2 separate regions of the Homo sapiens genome follow, and region 1 is linked to region 2. The links are chromatin contacts, found by POLR2A ChIA-PET in ENCODE. All regions are on one chromosome and are shown on one strand. Each heading gives the region's core, a stretch centred on a gene start or an enhancer-like site at or near the end of the contact. The rest is flanking DNA. Distances are from core to core; before and after follow the strand shown.

What was found. ChIA-PET counts read pairs that join two places held with the same protein, here RNA polymerase II (POLR2A).
Region 1: POLR2A ChIA-PET joins it to region 2 with 13 read pairs in activated naive CD4-positive, alpha-beta T cell. The contact joins two enhancer-like sites. POLR2A ChIA-PET finds 5 or more read pairs at or near these places in 2 of 52 experiments (activated CD4-positive, alpha-beta T cell and activated naive CD4-positive, alpha-beta T cell).

What each region holds. Positions count from the first base shown.
Region 1 is chr17:4,512,590-4,516,246 of GRCh38, forward strand. It overlaps SPNS2 (SPNS lysolipid transporter 2, sphingosine-1-phosphate), which reads left to right. Exons shown (of 13, transcript NM_001124758.3): 2 at 658-723. Among named protein-coding and RNA genes, the nearest start is that of SPNS2, 16 kb to the left of the region's middle. RefSeq lists enhancers at 1-256, 1,613-2,270. Within about 2 kb of position 2,408, at least 10 of the 41 ENCODE cell types and tissues checked have a DNase peak (open chromatin) inside an H3K27ac peak, as active enhancers do.
Region 2 is chr17:3,689,263-3,693,201 of GRCh38, forward strand. P2RX5 (purinergic receptor P2X 5) reads right to left here. Exons shown (of 12, transcript NM_002561.4): 2 at 2,382-2,532; 3 at 1,694-1,765; 4 at 1,343-1,418; 5 at 1,165-1,261; 6 at 808-888; 7 at 230-368. It overlaps P2RX5-TAX1BP3 (P2RX5-TAX1BP3 readthrough (NMD candidate)), which reads right to left. Exons shown (of 15, transcript NR_037928.1): 2 at 2,382-2,532; 3 at 1,694-1,765; 4 at 1,343-1,418; 5 at 1,165-1,261; 6 at 808-888; 7 at 230-368. Among named protein-coding and RNA genes, the nearest start is that of P2RX5, 4.9 kb to the right of the region's middle. RefSeq lists an enhancer at 1-254. Within about 2 kb of position 2,628, at least 2 of the 41 ENCODE cell types and tissues checked have a DNase peak (open chromatin) inside an H3K27ac peak, as active enhancers do.

The sequences.
Region 1 (3,657 bases), core at 1,158-3,657, 820 kb after region 2:
TGGAGGGGCCCGGTTATAATCCTGAGGGCAGCTGGGGTGACAGTGTGTGTGTGTGCGTGCGCGCGCACGGGTATGTGTGTGCGCGCGTGGGTGTGTATGCATGTGTGCAGGTGTGTGCACACACGTGCGTGCGTGTGCAGGTGTGTGTGTGCATGTACAGGTGTGTGCGTGTGTGTGCGAATGTGGTTGTGCACATGTGCAGGTGAACCAGAGTGAGCGGCTGCCCCTCCCAGGCCAGAGGGCTCCCCGCAGCTTTCAGGGCCCCCGCTGCTCTCTGAGTCATGGGCTTTGTGTTCCCCCTGAGGGAAAGGCCTATGTCTATTGCACTGATCCACGGCCTGGGCCGCAGGTAGGGAAGAGGCCCAAGCTGGCAGATAGGAGGTGTGGTTGCCCATGGGGCAGAATGACCGCAGAGGAGCCCTGCCTTTCCCTGCCCCTCGGGTCCTTGTGAGTGATGGGAACAGGCTGAGGACAGGAGGTCCCCGGGGAGGCAGGAGGGAAGCCTGGGAAACCTGGGCAGGGTAGAGGTCGCAGCAGAGCAGGAGTGCCGCAGATATGGCCAGGCTGGGCCCTGCAAGGCGGGAAAGAGGCTGGGCTGGTCTGTGGGGACACCAGCCATCAGACTCGGCCAGTGAGCACCCTCTGTCTTCCCTCCAGGCGTCCTTCTGGACATCCAGCAGCACTTTGGGGTCAAGGACCGAGGCGCCGGCCTGCTGCAGTCAGGTGAGGCCCACCTCCCACCTTCCCCCCCACGCCCAGGCGTTGGCGTCGTGGGTCCTGTCCTGTTGGTCGTCATCTGCCACCCGGTCTGTCTTCCCCTGTCCTGACTCCTGGAAAGAGAGTGGGCTTTGCATCCCAGTCTCACTATTGCCACCTGCCAATGGCACTGCTTCTCTGAGCCTCTGCTGCTTTTCTTGTGTAACAAAATGAATAATACCTGCCCTGAGGGGCTATGGCAGGTAAAGGAGAGTGCAGGCAGAGGTTGCAGAGGTGAACTTTCTCTGGGTCCTGGGGCCTCATCGGGACCCAGTGATCCAGGCTCCCTCCTGAGGCTGGTGCAGGGAGCTCCTTAATTCAGTAAGTTGGGCAATGCCAGCAGAGCCGTGGTGACCCTGTTTTTATCTCCTGCCCTCCCCCACATTCCTTCCAATATCATCAACCCTGGGAATCGCCTCTTAGGTGACGAAGCAAAAAACTCCAGCTAGTCAGCCCCAGAGCGGTTCCCAAGCCCGGGGCAGGCGCCTGAGAATCTGGGCCCTGGACTGGACGTGGGCCTGAGGTTCCCTACCACCCTCTCCCCTGGGGCCCAGGCTTCTGATGGGCTGCCAGAGCAGGGCCTGAGCCCCCAGGCTGCTGGAAGCTGGGCCGGGACAGTGTGGGAGGCCATTAAGCACTTATGGCAGCCCACCAGCCCCTCCCTCCAGGGAGCGTGCCTCCCTTGTCCCTGCCTTCCCCATGACATGGCCCTGTGGGAGCTGGGCCCTTGGCTCCCTGGCCTTCCCACTGGCTGAGGCCATGTTGGCGATGCTCTTAGCAGCAACCTTCAGGCCTGGGCAGAGACTAAGGCCAGTGCTGCCACTCAGGGCTTGGGGCGGGAGGCCTGGTCCTGACTCTGCCCTAGTCATGCTGTGTGGCCCCAGCCTGGATCCTGCTTTCTCTGGGCCCTTGGCCCTGGAGTCCATCTGGCTGTGAGCCCCCGTCAGATGCAGGATGAGGTCCCCATGGTCTGCATTCCAGTCCAGTCGGTGAACCCCTTCCCCTGCCTGGGCCCTCCTGGGAGGGAGGGGGTGGAGTGAGCTCGTTCTGTCCAGGAACCTGCCTGACCTGTCTAAGTGGCATTCCAGTACTCACAATCCCTCCCGAGCTCACAGAATGCCACAGCCACTCCCCCCACCTCCCTTCCTAGCTGTCCTTACAGCCCAGATGGGGACTTTGGGGCTCAGAGAGAGGGGTTGCGATGGTTCTCAGGCTCAAGTGAGACTTGACTGTTCTAGGATGGGGCAGGGCCGTGCGGTCCAGTATCCCCTATAGGTGGCCAGGTCCCTGCCCTGGCAGACATCATGTTTTCCCAGGCCATGAGCCCAACGCCTCCCCTACCCCTTCCTGGGTCTCCCTGGCTAGGCCAGAATAAGTCTGCCTGCCCTGCCGCCTGAGACAGGTTCCTCTAGCCCTCTGGGCTGTGTGCATGCAGTGACCAGCACTGCAGCTGGGAAATGGAGTTCCAGCCACATGGGCGCATGGGAAGGAGTGGGCTGCCAGGCTGGCAAGGAAAGGGTGGGAGAAGGCCTAGCTGCCCAACCCCCGCCCTGTGTGGCCCCTGACTCACTGGGGACCTGGCCCGAGCCTCATCCCCCTCCTGGTCCCGGCCTCACTGCCTCATCTGGAGCAAGGCTCTACCCCACGCATCCTCCATTTAATGACCACTGAGCATGGTCGGGGCCAGCACAGCCCAGGGAGGGGGCGGGAGGTACAGGGAATGGTGGGGAGGGTCACAGGCCGGGCAGGGGGTTGGGGGCTCGGCTCAAGGCAGGTGTGAGGGTTCCCTGGTTCTTTCTGCGGTTCTGTCCCAGGCTGGCTTCTCGGGCTCATGAAAGAGAAGTCACTCCGTCCCTCCTCATCCCGGTGGCCTGGCTGGAGGTGGACAAAGCACACACAGGCATTGTCTTGTTTCATTCTTCCAGTAACCCTACGGGCTCTGTTTGTCAGCTGCACTTACCAGATACAGGGACAAAGGCCCAAGACAGGGAAATGGCTTGCTTGAGGGCTGGCAGTGGAGAGCAGCCGGCCTGGAATAGGGACCTGGGCCTCTGCCTCTGCTGCCCATAGGCTGGGGGGGAGCCTGGATACCTGGCATCTCAGTGTCCCCAGGGCGGGTGCCTCTGGGCCATGGTGAGAATTGCCAGCATTCTGAGGGACCCTCTAGTCTGTACACCATGGCCCTCACCTGTCACCTACCCCGGCACAGCTAGGATGGCTCCCCAGGGTGCCCTCACCCCTTTGGCCACCTAAGCCAAGAAGCCAGTCGAGTAGACCATGATGTTACTCAGTGGACAACTAGGCAAGTCACATAATTGGCCTGTGTCCCAGGCACCTGTGCCTTCCCCAAGCCCGATAAGGTCGGAGCCAGGTGGAGGGCGCCAGCCAGGTGTTGGTGCTTGCCCAGATCAAAGGGCCAGGGCTGAGAGCTGGGCTGCCTGCTTATTTGTGGCACCAGGGGCTGCTGGGCCAGGAGACAGGGAGTGGGGGTGGCTGAGGGTTAGGCCTGGGCTTGCCCCTGCTGTTTCCCTCTTGGGACCAGGCAGGAAAACTGCTGAGGATGAGCCCACTTTCAGCAGCCCCTTTGCAGATTAGATGGCTGCTGGTTTGGACCTGGCCCCTGGACCCCCTGCAGGAGCCATATCTCAGGCTCTCTGAAAGCCCACAGCAGAATTACAGCTCATAGGCTGGGCGCCTATGGCTTACGCCTATAATCCCAGCACTTTGGGAGGCTGAGGCAGGTGGATCATCTGAGGTCAGGAGTTCGAGACCAGCCTGTCCAACATAGTGAAACCCCATCTCTACTAAAAATACAAAAATTAGCCAGGTGTGGTGGTGGATGCCTGTAATCCCAGCTACTCGGGAGGCTGAGGCAGGAGAATCGCTTGAAGCCAGGAGGCG
Region 2 (3,939 bases), core at 1,378-3,877:
GAAAACACTGAGTCCCTGGGGGCAGGTGACTTTGCAGGGCCACCCTCGCCCGCTGCCACGGCCTGCCTGTGTGCCACAGCCAGTTCTGAAAACACTGAGTCCCTGGGGGCAGGTGACTTTGCAGGGCCACCCTCGCCCCACGAGTCCCCGTCCACACCCTCCTCGTCACAGAGCCAGGCCCAGTGCCCCCAGGCCCTCAGGGAGGGCTCCCTGCGTGCACCCCACCCACCTCCAGGGCTATATCCTGGAAGTCGCTCCCGGCCCAGCGGATCACGGAGCCCAGTCGGAAGATGGGGCAGTAGTGGTTCTTGGGGCCAAAGTGGCATGATTTCAGGAAAGATCTGTCCTTGACGTCCATCACATTGCTTCTGGGTGGAGGCCATGGGCAGCCGAGAAATGAAGTAAGACTTGATGTTTCCCGGCCTGGCCAGGAGTCACTCGGTCCCTCACCAACCTGAGTGCTGACAGCTCCCCGCAGCAACACCCCACTTTACAGCAGGGGAAGGGGCGCCCCAGCACCACCCACCGTTTATTCACATGCAGACATCACCCACTCACATGCAGACATCACACACACACGCACACACGCGTGCACGCACGCACACACGCGAACACACGCACACACACAAACGCACGCACACATGCACACAGACACATGCACGCGCACACACGCACACACGCGAACACACGCACACACGTGCACACACGCGCGCACACACACCCCCAGGCAGAGACCCACGGAGGGCCAGCCAAGGCCCCTCATCGACCAAGGCCCACCCGTGGCCCCCAGTAGCCAAGCCCACGTACTTGGAGAAGTTGAATTTGGGGAAACGGATGTGGTTCTTTATGAAAATGGTGAAGTCTTCGGCCTCCTTCAGGAATGGCTCCCTGAAAACCAACCCAGAACAGCCTGTCCAGGAGGCCCCACCCCTGTGCCCCTCCCCCAGGCCTGGGCCAGTGTGAGGCCTGTTCCTTGGGTCCCCTGGAGCCTCTGCCCAGGACAGTTAATTTGCTCATGCTGGGGAGGCCGTCGGGCCTCGCTGGGACAGCCTGACTCCTCCCTCAGCGTGAGGCTCCCAGAGTGGGCAGGACTCCACCCTCAGGCTGGGACCCACCGCACGGGGCTGGGAAACCCCTCAGGGTCCTGAGGCTGCAGCCACTCACTCCGGCCTGGAGCTTGTCTCCAACGGGCACCAGGCAAAGATCTCACAGGTGCCCCTGGCCAAGTTCTCTCTCCGCAGGCAGCGGCCGGTCTTCACTCCTGCAGGGGTGGGACAGGATCAATGCCAGGAGCCTCCCACTCCGAGTCCTCCTTCAGCCCGTGGCCGCTCCAGGCCCTCACCGTTTCCAGCTGTAACCGCTTCCCCAGCGTGGCAGTCGCTGTCCTTGGAGCACGCGCCATCAGGAATGCCTTCATTCTGCCAGGAGAGAAGGGGCACCTGGATGGGGGGGTTCCCCCAGCTCAGAGCCGGGTCCCACTCCAGGAGATAGAATAGGGGTTCTTCTTCGGCCTGGCCCACACACACTCTGAGAACCTACTTCTCCCCCATATAATGCAGGAACCACACCCGGGTGCACACAGCCACCCGAGACCCTTGGAGTGGACAGACACCCTTGCTTCAGAAGAGAGTAGACCCCAACCACTGCCGGTGGCTCTCCCACCCCCACGCCAGGGCCCCTCGCCAAATCAAACCTCAGCACAGACGTTCTGCCGCTGGTTGGGGGTCACAATCAGGTTGGTGACCACAAAAAAGACGTTCTCTCCCTAAGGAACCAGAGAGGCACTGAGGAACCTCCTCCTGCCCCTTAGGGACCACCCCACCTTTCCAGCGTTACCTGAAAGAGGGCGGTCCCTCTGCCTGGGTTTTGGGGATAATGGGGCCACAAACTTGGTATACTCTGCCCATCTGCTCATGGACCCCACAGTCCCCAGGTAGATGTCCATTGATAGATCTCCTCCAGACTCACAAACCCCAACTGCCCCAGGATCCGGGAGAAGTGGGCGCAGGGCTCAGGCTGCCCTGGCCCTGGCCAACTGTGAACAGGCTGGAGAGCTATTCCCAGAGGCAGTGACTTAGAAGGGGGGTTCTCTGTGCCAGCCCACCTGACTCACAATGACCTGAAAGTTCTCTGGGTCCCATTTGTTCTCAGCAGACTCAGATAGAACAGAGCAGTCACCCGCGGCACAGTCAAAGAGGGCAGGGGTTTGGCATGGGAGGTAGGATCTGGACAGGGTTGCTCTCTGCAAGCCCTGGCAGCTGTCTTGGGCCAAGAGAGATGATGGATGGGGGTCCCTGCGTATCCAAGAAGCTTCCCGTGTGACCCACCCGAACCAGGCAGTCCCTGCCAGCCTTGGCCGTGTGCTAGGTGGGGACTCAGACCTGGGCTGGAATGACGTAGTCGGCGACATCCCAGATCCGCTGCCCAAGATCCGAGGTGTTGGTGAAGGCCACGCCCTTGACTTTGGTGATGACAGCACTCTGCAGGGAGGTGTCGACGTCTTGGTAACCCTTCTTTATCAGGAACACCCATCTGTGGGAAGGGGGCCGGTACGTGGGCATCAGCCACTCTGCTGGCTTCGGGGAGCTTCCCCAGGCCTTGGGGTGGGGTAGCAGTCACAGCAACTCCTAGTTGAGGTGGAGCAGGCTCAGGGCTCCACCTGTCCCACCAGCTCCTGGGCAGGGGCCACAGCTCCCACTGCTGACTGAAACCCAGTCCTGCAAGCAGCAGAGGCGACAAGCAACCCTAGAGATGGGGGCCCTGAAGAGGCAAAGACCAGCCGGGCGCAGTGGCTCACGCCTATAATCCGAGGCAGGCAGATCGCAAGGTCAGGAGATTGAGACCATCCTGGCTAACACAGTGAAACCCTGTCTCTACTCAAAAAAAAAAAAAAAAATACAAAAAATTAGCCAGGCGTGGTGGTGGGCGCCTGTAGTCCCAGCTACTCAGGAGGCTGAGGCAGGAGAATGGCGTGAACCCGGGAGGCAGAGCTTGCAGTAAGCAGAGATCGCACCACTGCACTCCAGCCTGGGCGACAGAGTGAGATTCTGTCTCAAAAAATAAATAAATAAATAAATAAAAGAGGCAAAGACCACTGTCCACTCAGAGGCCCCAAGTGGACAAGCCTGGGCTGAAGCCACATACTGGTTTGGTGACCCCAGGCAAGCCAATTTCCCATACATAACATGGGGTGACAGCGCCTCCCTCTGGGGTTGTGATGGTGCCTAACCTGAAACCAATCACGAGGAGACCTCAAACAAACCCAAACTGAGGGGCATTCTACAAAATAAGAGTACAGGCCAGGCACGGTGGCTCGCGCCTGTACTCCTAGCACTTTGGGAGACCAAGGCAGGAGGATCGCTTGAGCCCAGGAGTTTGAGACCAGCCGGGGCAACACAGTGAGACCCCATCTCTATGAAAAACAAAAAAGTAATCTAGGCATGGTGGCACCAGCCTGTCGTCCCAGCTACTCGGGAGGCTGAGGTGGGAGGATCCCTCGAGCCTGGGAGGTCGAGGCTGCAGTGAGCCATGATTGTGCCCAGGTGACAGGGTGAGACCCAGCCTCAAAAACAACAACAAAAAAATGAAATAAGAGTACAAATCCCATACTTGTTGACACTAAAAACGCAAGCAATAAAAGAAAAAATAGGTAAGTTGGACTTCATAAAAATTTAAAATGTTCATGCATCAAAAGACACTCTCAAGAAAGTGAAAAGACAACCCACAGAATGGGAGAAAACATTTGAAATAATGTAGCTGGTAAGGGTTTAGTATCCAGAAGATACAAAAAACTCTTATAATTTAACAATAAAAAGCCAAATAATCCAATTTAAAAATGAGCAAAGGATTTGAATAGACATTTCTCAAAAAAAAAAAAAAAAAAGAGAGAGAGAGATACACAAATGCCCAATTAAGCATATGAAAAGATGACAAACACCA